Linked DNA regions of Homo sapiens: region 1 is linked to region 2. A link is an interaction called in ENCODE POLR2A ChIA-PET data of the cell type or tissue named here. Cell type or tissue: MCF 10A. All regions are shown on one strand. Each heading gives the region's core, and the rest is flanking DNA. Links, peaks and the distances in the headings are about the cores only.

The links. ChIA-PET counts read pairs that join two places held together with the same protein. Peaks named below come from ENCODE experiments on the same cell type or tissue, not always from the same donor. Only the 100,000 strongest peaks of a DNase experiment are listed, where the experiment ranks them.
Region 1: POLR2A ChIA-PET joins it to region 2 with 8 read pairs; 3 of 35 experiments call an interaction of 5 or more read pairs at or near these places.

The regions. Positions count from the first base shown.
Region 1 is chr15:99,704,765-99,712,665 of GRCh38, reverse strand. MEF2A (myocyte enhancer factor 2A) reads right to left here. Exons shown (of 12, transcript NM_001319206.4): 10 at 5,811-5,937; 11 at 1,906-2,032; 12 at 1-276. Among named protein-coding and RNA genes, the nearest start is that of LYSMD4, 25 kb to the left of the region's middle. In MCF 10A, for the core only: no CTCF peak of the experiment used is centred there; a DNase peak (open chromatin) is centred at 3,885.
Region 2 is chr15:99,321,854-99,326,853 of GRCh38, reverse strand. All of the region lies in intron 5 of LRRC28 (leucine rich repeat containing 28), which reads right to left. Among named protein-coding and RNA genes, the nearest start is that of LRRC28, 73 kb to the right of the region's middle. In MCF 10A, for the core only: no CTCF peak of the experiment used is centred there; DNase peaks (open chromatin) are centred at 2,373 and 2,643.

The DNA of each region.
Region 1 (7,901 bases), core at 1,644-6,643, 380 kb before region 2:
GGATCCTCCCGATCACTGCCATCATAGGAGCTACTAGAGCTGCTCAGACTGTCCACAGGGGAGCGCCCCATTTCCTGTCGGGGCTGGGGCTGCGGGGGTTGTGGCTGGGGCTGCGGTGGTGGCGGCGGCTGCTGCTGCTGCTGCTGCTGCTGCTGCTGCTGGAAGCCCGATGGGGTCATACGATCCCGAGGAGGTGAAATCGGTTCGGACTTGATGCTGATGTTTTGGTTGGTATTAATGGATAAATTGGAACCCTGAGATAACTGCCCTCCAGCACTGAAGGAAAAAAAAGAGAGAGGTCAGATGGCTTGCAAGTACCTCTGCAAAACTGGGATGATACAGTAGAGACACTGCCTGATGGAAAAGGGCCCAGAGTCTGAAATCTTATCAGAGTTCCCCAAGACTGGTTTGGGTCGTTTCCTTCAGTGCTTGGCACAAAAGGAAATCCCATCTTCCTAGGAGGAAAGAAAACAGTACCGTTGAGCCCTTACGTTACTTGGTTCTGTTACCCACAACGTTGGTACTTTTGCAGCTAAAGTATACAAAACAATGTCAGTGTCTTAATGCTGTGCAGGGACCAGAAAGACAGAGGAACAGCAGCCTCATCTGCTCACCGCCTCTTCTTCCTCAGCATCTGCTCCCCATCTGCTCTGGCCCTGTGACAGGGCACAACATCGCTCATCCTCGCAACACCTCTAAGGTGCAAGTCGCACCATCCCCATTTTCCAGATGAGGAAATGAGGGGCTGGCTGAGAGCAGTAGAGGAGGACGCAAACAGGCTGTTCCCCGGGCCTGGGCTCTGAGCCCTTTCCACTTGCTTTTCCAGGACTATTTTTAGTGCATTCATTTAGGATGCTCAGGACAGGCCTGAGGGCCAAATCCTGTGTAGGCAAATTTCCCTGAGATACTCTGCTGCTTTTTCCATGACATAATTCCTAAGAAGACCACTGACAACAATCCTCACTGTGCAGTTACTTCAGAATGGATGAGGGAAAGGGACTGCTGAGCTCAGGCTCTCTGGGGACTTCCTGGGCAGAGGCTAGGGGCCTGGGGTATTCCTACTGCCCAGAGCACAGGCAAGGCAGCCAGTCTTCATGGAGGCCAGCTGGGTCTGCTATGTTGTCCCCTCTCTTGGGACACTCTCCTCCAACTGCTCCATGGGTCTGCTGTCATCCTGGTTCCACAAAAGCCCTGTTCTTTCTCCCGGCTGTCAGGGATGTCTGGCCTCATCTGGGCGCCACTGTAAATCCTCTTTGCTTATATCCTTACACCCTGCCCATACGGAACATTCTCTTTGTGAATGAGGTTTGGTGTGTGCATTGGGCTGGGATCAGTCACACAAATCCTATGGAGCCTGACTGATATATAAGACACCCTGTCCCCAGTTTTCCTTCCCTGTGGCCCAGGGAGAAAGCAAAAGCTCCAGCTTGTCTTCCTATTCTTGTCTACAGATACTCACCAAAGCAGTCAATGGCAAGGGTGGCAGGGAGGCCTGAATGCCTACAGGCTGCCTTTCAAGCAGTGCAGCCAGAGGCAGGTGCTTGGGAGCAGGGGTGCAGTAGGCAGCTTCATCACTGGTCAGAGGGCAGAAGGATGGTGCATGCGGGTGGTATCTGTGCCTTCAGACCCCTTCAGATCCTGGTTGAGTCTCTCTACCTCAGGATGTCCCTATGGGAGAAGCCTTGCTCCCCAAATCCCTTCAAGGAATGCCTAGTTTGTCAGTATCCAAGCTACTGTCTAGAGCCATGTAAGAAAATATTTTCTCCCGACACTTGTATCTACCTGAAAAGGAATCATTACAGGATTCCTCACACGAAACTCAACAGAGCAAAAGGCTGTCACTGATAGGAAAAGAGAGTGTGTAGGCCAGGAGTAAAGATGCAGGGAAAACTTCTAGTTACTCACACAAGAGAGCTGAGGGCTGCTTGTCCTAGGTGGTGCTGCTGCCAGGCCGACACCTGTCCCAGCGACAGCATTCCTGGCGAGTTGAAGCCTTGAAGGGCTGACAGGTCAGCGCTGGTCAGTGAATAATCTACAAAGGAAGACAAGAGGGCTCTGCATATGATGGAAGGTCCATACGGAATCTATTTTTTACGTAGCTACTGCAAAAGTTCCTACATTGAGGCCAGCCATGCTGGCTCATGCCAGTAATCCCAGCACTTTGGGAGGCCAAGATGGGCGGATCACTTGAGGTCAGGAGTTTGAGACCAGCCTGGACAACATGGTGAAACCCCGTATCTGCTAAAAATACAAAAATTATCCAGGCGTGGTGGCGCATGCCTGTAGTCCCAGCTACTTGGGAGGCTGAGGCAGGAGAACTGCTTGAACCCGGGAGGCAGAGGCTGCAGTGAGCCGAGGTAGCACCACTGCACTCCATCCAGCCTGGGCAACAGACTTCCTCTCAAAAAAAAATAAAATAAAAAGTTCCTACATTGAGAGAAGCCAGATACTTCACAACAAAACAACATACATGTGGGTCTAAAATCCGCAAAATCTTTTCTTGGAAGATTTACAGGATCTAGCAATATTTCTTTGTCTGGGATGATTCAAATAAGAGGCCATCATTAAAGAGTGTTCTGTACAATTGTTACTTTAAATATGCCTGCCACTACCCTTTGGAACAAAGAGAAACACTCAACCTCAACCAGAGTGAGTTTGAATCAGCAAGTCTTAATGAAGCAAGGGGTTGGGGGACAGGGAATAGGGGACAGGAAAGACAGAATCCCTACATGGGGTGCCAAGCTCAGTGACATCATTACACAATTAGTAAGCGCATTTGTTTAAAGTACCTAGACTGTCGCAAACTCCCTGACAGCATGCAAGAGTTTCAACTTCATGAAAAAACTCGGTGTCCTAGAGTATACCCAGCTCATATCATATGAATGCTTCAGTCGTAATCACTGGGACCAAGATTTAGGACGTTAGTTATCACTCACACGGGGAGTTATTTCAGCTCATCATTAACACTTGTCTTTCTCACTTGGTTCCAAAGAGAGGTGGCAAAACTCTTCTACTTTTATCTTCTTTCTCATGTCTCAAGAGAGGTGTTTAAAGAAATTGGTCTTCCTAGTGAATTAACATTTTAAAAAAGGAACGGAGTTGAAGCGACACAGCTGGTGCTCAGGGCTGTCCTGACTCTGCCCTTGTCATTCTATACACTCCCATGGGCTGGGGCAAGGACCCGTCACACTGACGCCTTCCCCAGTGCTCCCTCCGGCCCACAGTCTCCTTCGACCTCTAGATCTTTTAAACGACCTAGTGCCATGTCCATTTGGACGCCACTCCAAACGCCACACATCTGACATGGCCCATCCTTTCCTGCAAACCTGTTCCTCCTTAAGTACTCTTAGTACATGGCACCAACATGCACCCAGCAGCTCGTGCAGAAGCCCATGGGTGTTATCCTTGCTACTTCCCTTCCCTCTCACTCCCAACATCAATTTCCAGGTCTGAGCAATTCTATCTGCTCTCTCTCAAGCCTGCCCAGGTCTCACCATCTCTACTGCCACCTCTCTAGTCTATGCTATCAGCACCCATTGCTTGGACCACTACAGTAGCCTCTGATGTGGCTTCCTGGCATTGCCTTTTAACCCTATATACAGCAAAGACATCTTTTTAAAATAACAAATATGGTCATGGCACTCCTCTACTTCAAAAGTTTTTTATGGCTCCCCAATGCTCTCCGGACAGTTTCCAAAATCCTTGACATAGTCTACAAATCATTACTTACCTCTCTAGTCTCAATTCTAACCACCCACGCTCTGTCCCCATTCCTTCAGCCCCGTCCCGCCCGCAAACTCCTAGCCTTTGTACAGGCACACCCTCTCCCAAGAGCACTCTGCCTCCTCTGCCTGGCTGAGTCACGCATGTTCCTTCCTGTCCGAGCTGAGACACAGCCCTTGACACAACTGCAGCAGCTTATCCCTAGAGCTGTGTGTCTTGTGCCTTCCCCCCAGGCTTCACTGCTGACTGCACTCCTGCATTTCCAGTGCCTGGCACAGTGCCTGCCACACAGCAGCTGCCTGATAAATATTTGCTGAATAGATGTGGAAATAAGTTAAAAACAACATGGTAAACTTCAAACAGAGTAAGTGTTACGAGAAAGAGAAGAAAGATAAAGTCGGTCAAAAGGTGGCATGAGACTGACGCTAAGCGACTGATGATTTTGAGAGCCTGCCTCCATTTTTATATGCTTTGGTAATTTCTTTTATACTTTTAAAAAATAAATTCCCAATTCAATGGCATTTCTAAAAATAAGTATAGTGGAATTTCTAAGTATACTGAAAAACCTGTAATGAAACGGTCAGTAAACCATAATCTGACACCCAGTTCAAGCTCCCTCTTCTCAGCCAATACACCTTTGAACAGTATAGCTTTGCCCTCCCTTCTCAATTCTCAGAGTATAAATTCACAATCACAACAATTCAGGACTTCCCCTCCACGGTTACCCACTTAGGTATGTCCTGCCTCCTCACTTGGAATAAACTTGGAGAAAGCTATGTCCCTAGTACAGTCTCTCACAGAGCAGGTGATCAATGCGTCGAAACAGAATTTCTATGAATGCTTCATCCCTGGCTTTACTCTGGAACCTTGTTCTGTGCAAGGCACTAATAACAGGCTATGATTCACAATCCCTAAGATAGTATGCAGTTGACAAATTTGGGCATTATTTTTCATACTAACGGTTGGAAAAGTAATGGATATTTCCTAAGAGACTTTTTTTTTTTCAATAAAACCTTTTATTGTTGATTCTGTTTTAAAAGAACTTCTTAGAATTCAAGTGGCAATCAAATGTTATCAACGCTCTGTCCCCTCACGTAGCTGCGGACAGCAGTTTCAAAGTTCTGTGCCAAAGCATTTACCCTGAAGGCTAAAATCAGACCATCTTTACCACAGTCTACTTATGACACTCAGGAGAATCATAATAACTTCTCTGCATTGCAGTCTCTGAGTAATGGGCAAGGGAGAATTGAACTACTGCCGTCTTCCTCTGAAGCATCAGGTGTTTGGCTCAGCTGATGAGAAAGCGAAACCACATGTGTTTTCCACTCCTTCTTAGATTGGTAAATTTAAATGAAACCAGCTGCCCTCGATTCTCCATACAGTCTGCTTGGCTAAAAGCACTCCTACGATCACTGTAATATTCTTAAACTTTCCTAATACAACCCCAAATTAGGGCATTTTAAGATGAAATGCCTAAATAAACATAAATGAAGGAAAAGCTCCCCTCAAAGGCAGAGTGACTGGCTCCGAGGAGAAATCAGAACAGCCCTTGTTTTGCCCCTCAGGTGCACATGACATGGACCAAGCTAGTGGTTACAGGGAGGAAAACAGCCTGTTCGACACAGCCAAACGTCGGCCACCTCCTGAAGTCTCAGGTCCAAAGGGATTCATGTCTTTCCCAAAGCAGGTTAACACAGCATAAAGACAAACATCTTATTTTAAAAGCCTGGAAAAGCGTGATACTGTATGAAGAGAAACTACATCAGCAATACTCAAGCAACAGGCTGCTCCCCTCTTGGCTTGATGCATGTCACCATTTTGCTATCATCCACGTGGCTTTGTGTCAGGGGTTAAGTGAAAGTTCACACTGGAGAAGCCGGAATAACTTACTCATCGCACTATCCACACTATCCATTTTGTTTGTAATTTTTTCAAGGCTAGCACATTGAAAAATACATCCTAATTTAAATCTAAAAAACTGGAAATAGTTTATTTCAATAAATATACTTAAAAAAAATCACAGAAGCACACGTTGATCACAAAACAGAGAGCGGTAAAACCTACGGAAGGCACCAGAGCAGGCTCACCAGTGTTGTAGGCAGTCGGCATTGCTGAGTACACAAGTCCTTGCGGAGGCAAGCTTGGGGTTGTCACAGACACGACTGGGGTAGCAAGAGGTTGAGTGGCTTGAGAACTACTGATCCTCTGGGTATTCTGTGAGATCAAAAAAGAGAAAATGTGTTCTGATGTGGTATTTATGTTGACTTAAAAATCACTTTCAATTTAAGTGACATTTTTCACAGTTTCATATGAATGTCATTTTCTGAAGCACTGATGATGTGAAAACTTCAAAAATACTAGTGAGAATAACTAAATATTTAATTTGAAGGGTCCTATTTTTACATTAATTCTTTTAAAATAGTTGATTAGTGTCAGACACCCCACGTTAAAATAGGAACTTCTGTTACAGGCATTAGCACTTCTATTTGTTGCACAAAATGAGGACTTGATGCCACTACAAATACTGTCAGACTCCCCTAAATGAAGTATGTGTAGGTTTTAAATACCTGATGATGGCAAAGGTCATCTGTATATATAGGGATTGTACGTCTATGAGTATAGGAATCAAAACTACTTTTCTTTGCGGTATTATTTACGTGTTAACACGGTTTGAAGTCATGGCTTATTGGGTGCAGCTTGTATTCTTATTTCTTTCTCTCCAATCATGCAGTTGACCTATTTTTTAACAACAGATTCGGACATGTATCCCTTCATAGTCCCCTGGCCTTCTGTAGCAGAGGCTTTGAGTAGAGAATTTTGAATCAAGTACTGCCGACAGGGCAGTGGAAGAGCAATATTAAATGCTTTTTGCCAACTGGATGCATCTGTGTAGCATCCTATCCATGCTGGGAATGGATAAAAAAAATTCAACTATTAAATAATCCAGTTAGTCTAAGACAGTCATTGTCCTTAACGTGTAGGAGTACGACAGAAGCAGTTTCTCGCCAAACTGGCTTAAGGTAACGGTTTTTGAAAATCAAAGATCAGAGGAACACAACAGACTCTGTGTCACTAGCACATAAGAAAGCCACAGCACAACTCTATTTGTTTTTTATAAATTATGTTACAGCCTGATAACTGACATTCGGGGGTCTGAGCCAAATCAGTAAAGTATAATTCAGTGCCTTTGAGATTATGAAGAGTTAGAATGTGATTCCATTTTCTCTATCACAATTTTCAAAAGGGTACATCAGACAAAAAGGCCTTTGGCTAGATGTAGACACTTACAAACATTCGATGAGGATCCTGATCTCAGTTTATTTCTTTTTAATTTCTACTTTCTAACCTAGGTTAGAAGATGTGAGAAAGATCATGTGGATGTGGATGTATTGCCTGAGTTTCTGTCCCAGATTCACCATTTCCTAGGCATTGGGAAAATAATTTGACCTCTCTGAACTTCTTCATTGTCAAATAAAGAAGATATAGCAATCTTTGTCCTGGCTGCCTTGCACAGCTACTGTGAGAATCAAATGAGGTTACTATGTCAGAAGTGCTTTCATAACTGAAGTACTACACAAATATAAGATAATATCCTTATTGTCCTAAGAAACCCTCTGTCCCAAATTTCTATATAACTGGTGGGAAAAAAGATACATATTTTTATTCCTTCTAATCCATAGCCTAGTCTACTGCAGCTTTCATGAAGTCAAGTTGTTCTAGTATTGCTCGGCTTCTAAAGGAATCTGTCGCTGGTCTTAACAGTACAGTCTTTAGTGCAGGCCCCAGGGCACCTGTCCTTCTGCACTTCGGATCAGAGTCATCCACAATTATACTTTAGAGCTCAAGGCAAGCTGAACAACTTTCTAAGTTGTAACGGACTGTGCTTCTGATTATATTTTGGTTCTGGCACATAAAGTTCTGCATTTTTAATTGATTAAGTTTTAAATAATATAAATGGCTGTTTATAAGTTTTTAGGTATGTATTTTAAAGTCTTCAAGGACCTAATATATTTATCTCTGAGGTTCTGTAATTACAGATGTACTCTGAGGAATGTGGAAAATCAATGTATGCCAGTTCGGAATATATTTTAGTCTCAGCATCAAGTTTATAAATTTAATGACTTTTCGAGATAGAGATCTACTTTGGACTTAATTTCTTCTTTAATATTTAGTCTGGA
Region 2 (5,000 bases), core at 1-5,000:
AAATCTACAGACCAATATCCCTCATGAACATAAGTGCAAAAGTCCTTAACAAAATATTAGCAAATGAAAGCCAGCAACACTTAAAATGATTATTTATCATGAACAAGTAGGTCTGAGATGTTTCTGAGTGTACATTTTTTTAAAAGGTGGGAAAGAGAATCTACAAAAGCAGTAAAAAAAATACTGGCAGGCATCATGGACCAGAAATTGTGAGAAATTACTAGATGATAGAAAAGAACAGAAATTAAATTAAATACAGAAATACCACAAAAGAGTCAGCAGCATCAATAAAGTGTTAAAGCCTCGCTAGCCACCATCCACCCAAGCTAACTCAGCAGCCTGGTTCTTTCCACAAAGTTGAATAGTAACTTAGCTGTTTACTTGGCTCTTGCTTGCTCTGCCCCAGGACATGACCTTTTAAAGGGCAGGGACTGTCTTGCCCATCTTTGCAGTAACATGCCTTAGCTCTGTGCCTGGAACACAGGAGGCACCATTATCTCTTTGCTGAAAGAATAAACTAGAATGTGATTAATATGCTGTAAAATGATATCTGGACCCTAATGGGGGTCTGAAGATAATTTTCCAGGTAAGAAAGTATACCTTTTAAAACCTTTTAATCATTTTTTTTATTTTTTAAAAAGCAAAGAACATACCCTTATTTTATTGATATTTTATGAACTGGGTAATGACCAAATCTGGGAACACCACTGTAACTTACACCCTCTATAGAATAGAGAGAAATACAGAACAAAGGTAGGTGAGGGCCCCATAAGAGGCCACACTCCAAAATCCATACTGAATCTGTTAGCCTCTCCGAGACCTCTACTGTTGACACCAAGCTCAGCCTATTACCATCTCTTGCCTGAACTCAACCAACAAGCCTTCCCATTGGTCGTCTTCTTCTATTCTCACCCCTTCCAATCTATTTTCTACACAGAAGTCAAAGTGATATTAAAATATACGTCAGATGGCGGTCCTTCCCTGCCCCAAACTCTGCCCTGGCTTTCTGCTGCACATCAATAAAATCTCTAACACCGTCTTACTAGCAACATGGTCTCCAGATCAGCCCTGGCCCACCTCTCTTCCCCACAAGTGGGTCTGATGCTAGAAATGTAAGGTTGGTTCAACAGCTGAAAAATCAATGTAATACACATGTTCATGGAATAAGAATAAAGCATTTCACAAAATCTAAAATCCACTCATGATAACTACTCTCAACAAACTAGGAACAAAAGGCAACTCCTTCAACCAATAAGGGGCATCTACAAAACACCTCTAGCTGAGAACGTATGGAACACTACGTTAATGGTGACAGGCTGAGTGCTTTCCCCTTAAATCCCCCTTGTGCCTACAAGGCAAGGAGGCTGAGTGTTTCCATTGGTACCCAACAATATACTGGAGATTCTAGCAAAGGCCGGAAGGCAAAAACTGAACAAACAAAAAGCATCAAGAATGGAAGAGAAGAAGTAAAACTTTATTTACAGATAAAATGATCCTTAGTAGAAAATACTAATTAAGGGATCCACAAAAACTCTTAGAACTAATAAACAAGTTTTAAAGGGTTGCTAGATACAAGATCAATATTAGAAAATCAATTGCATTTCTATACATCAGGAAAAAACAATTCCAAAATTAAATTAAGAAAATAATTCCATTCACAACAGCACCAAAAAAAATTATATACTTGGTAATAAACTGAACAAAAGTAGTACAAAACTTATATGCTACAAACTGCAAAATACCGTTGAGAGAAATTAAAGAAGATCTAAATAAACAGAACGATATTTCATGTTTATAGATTTGAAGACAACACTGGTGAGATGGCACACTCCCCAAACTGATCTGCAGATTCAACACAATCCCTATCAAAATCCCAGGAGGCTTTTTTTGGTAGAAATTGACAGACTGATTTTAAATATTTATTGCTGTGTCATGCTGAAATTAATGTTGTATTCCTGACACAGAGTTACAATGCATTCTTTTTGGAATCCTGGTAGAATCCTACTCTTTTCACACCACTCCCAATCCTTTCTACCCCTTCCCTGGGAGCAAACATAAGTCTGTACACCTTATTTCCTTAGTGTCTCTAACTTTACAGTTGTTTGCATTGTTTACTTTTGTGCTAAATACACAATACCTTGAAACTTTTCAGCTACTTATAGAGTATTCTGAAAATGATTTTATTATTGCCACATAGTAATTACTTAGATTAGGCACAAAAATAACATTATGGTGTCAATTTCAAAAGAAAAACACAGTAAGTCCCCTTTAAATCATAGTTCTGTGCTGATGCACAATGACCTAACCTAAAATTTAAATGGGAATGGGAAGGAAGCCACCCACTCCACACCAAGCTAGTGACCACAGAGAGTCAATGACAGACTTGATATTTTTAAGCACTTGCTTTTTCCGGTACCACTAAAAATAGCTCTAAGTTGAGCTCCAGAGCACACTGGGTTGAGAACATACAGAAATCCCCCTTTATCCGCGGTTTAGCTTTCTGAGGTTTCAGTTACCCACAGTCAACTGCAGTCTGAAAATATTAAATGGAAAATTCCAAAAATTAACCGTCCGTAAGTTTTAAATTTCATGCCATTTTGAGCAGCATGATGAAACCTCATTGTATGAATCAGCCCTTAGTCCAGTGTACCCGCCCTGTCTACCCTCCTCGCCCATTAGTCACTTAGTCATTTAGGGTATTAGCTCCAGAAAACGTAGTGGATATAAGGTTGAGTGCTATTTGAGGTTTTAGGCACCCACGGGGGGTCTTGGAACATACTCCCACAGATAATAGGGGACTACTGTACAAATAAATAAAAGACAACATTTCAATGCCAAATTCCATTTGGTGTACAGTAAGTCTTCCTTTTTATATCCATTTTCTTTCTCTTGAGCTGTGGAATACACATACTCTGGTACGTACAAATAGGTTCAAACCATAATCCTGTTACTTATTGGCCATGCAACTTTGGGTTATTTACTCAACTATTTAGATCATCGAATTGCTGTTAAAGAAAAAAGAGTAACACCTAACTCAGGAGATTAATAGTGATTAAAATATCCCATATAATTCAATAACAATAACAGAAAAGTTAGTATTTACTTCTAATTTTTCAGTTCATACTACAAAATATTCCAAATGTAAACTCAATATAAATACTTCTGTAATTGATGAAGTTTTTTATTATCAAAATAACTGCAAACACAAACATGTTTGTTAACTCTAACACAGAGAAAAGGGCTCTTTATTGGGAGATAGATGACTTTCAGAAACTGTGAAGCACTATCTTCCTTGGACAATTAAAAAAATTAAAAGCAATTCAGATTCACTTGAAATATTAGTCCATTTTTAAGGCTAAGAACAGCATTCAGGATGTCCCACACACTTAAGTTAACTGCAATTATCAAACAACGCAACCTCTTAGACATTCCTTGTAACAATTGGGATCGAATCCTAGATATAGTCTAAAATCATTTTTTAAAAAGCAGAATTCATATCTTCCTAAGAAGGAGTTTAACCTGACTCTCTGATATGAGGATTAAAATCCTTTAACACCAAATTATTGTACTTATATTTTTAAACCCAGACTGGTCACTGCAAATAAGCAGCCTAGCTAGAAAGGACCTGGTCTCTACACGTGGGGTGAATCATGCTCACAGACCAGGGAGCCAAAATCAAACTGTGGTAAATTATGCTTAATAATACAAATAAACTTTGATGCTTCTGTTCTGAGATGTTTCTGAGTGTACATTATTTTAAAAGGTGGGAAAGAGAATCTACAAAAGCAGTAAAAAAAGATACTGGCAGGCATCATGGACCAGAAATTGTGAGAAATTACTGGATGATAGAAAAGAACAGAAATTAAATACAGAAATACCACAGAAAAATCAGCAGCATCAACAAAGTGGTCAAAGCCTCTGCTAGCCACCATCTACCCAAGCTAACTCAGTAGCCTGGTTCTTTCCACAAAGTTGAATAGTAACTTAGCTGTTTATTTGGCTCTTGCTTGCTTTGCCCCAGGACATGACCTTTTAAAGGGCAGGGATTGTCTTGCCCACCTTTGCAACAACATGCCTTAGCTCTGTGCCTGGAACACAGGAGGCACCATTATCTCCTTGCTGAAAGAATAAACTAGAATGTGATTAATATGCTGTAAAATGGTATCTGGACCCTAATGGGGGTCTGAAGATAATTTTCCAGGTAAGAAAGTATACCTTTTAAAATCTTTTAATCACTTATTTTATTTTTTAAAAAGCAAAGAACATACCCTTATTTTATTGATATTTTATGAACTGGGTAATGACCAAATCTGGGAACACCACTGTAACTTACACCCTCTATAGAATAGAGAGAAATACAGAACAAAGGTAGGTGAGGGCCCCATAAGAGTCCACATTCCAAAATCCATACTGAATCTGTTAGCCTCTCCGAGACCTCTACTGTTGACACCAAGCTCACCCTATTACCATCTCTTGCCTGAACCCAACCAACAAGCCTCCCCATTGGTCTTCTTGCTTCTATTCTCACCCCCTCCAATGTCACAGAAGCCAGTGATATTAAAATATACATCAGATCATGGTCCTTTCCTGCCCCCAGACTCTGCCCTGGCTTTCTGCTGCACTTCAATAAAATCTCTAACACCATCTTACTAGCAACATGGTCTCCAGATCAGCCCTGGCCCACCTCTCTTCCCCACCTCGCTACAATCTAATTACCTTGTCCTTCCTTCTGTCTGGCCCAATGAAGTGTCAAGTTATTTCTTCCCTTGGAGGCTTTGAATCTGCTATTCCTCGGTCAGGAATGCTCCTTCCCAACCCTCCCAACCGTAGACTCTTTCTTGTGTTTCAGAATGTTACCATCACATTTTCACAAAGGCCTTCCCTGACTTCAAGCAGATTCCCTATTTCTCAATTGTAGCATCCTATTTATTCCCTCCCTGCATTTACTTATTTAATTACTTATTCATTTATTTACATGTCAAACCACAGTGTGTACCTCC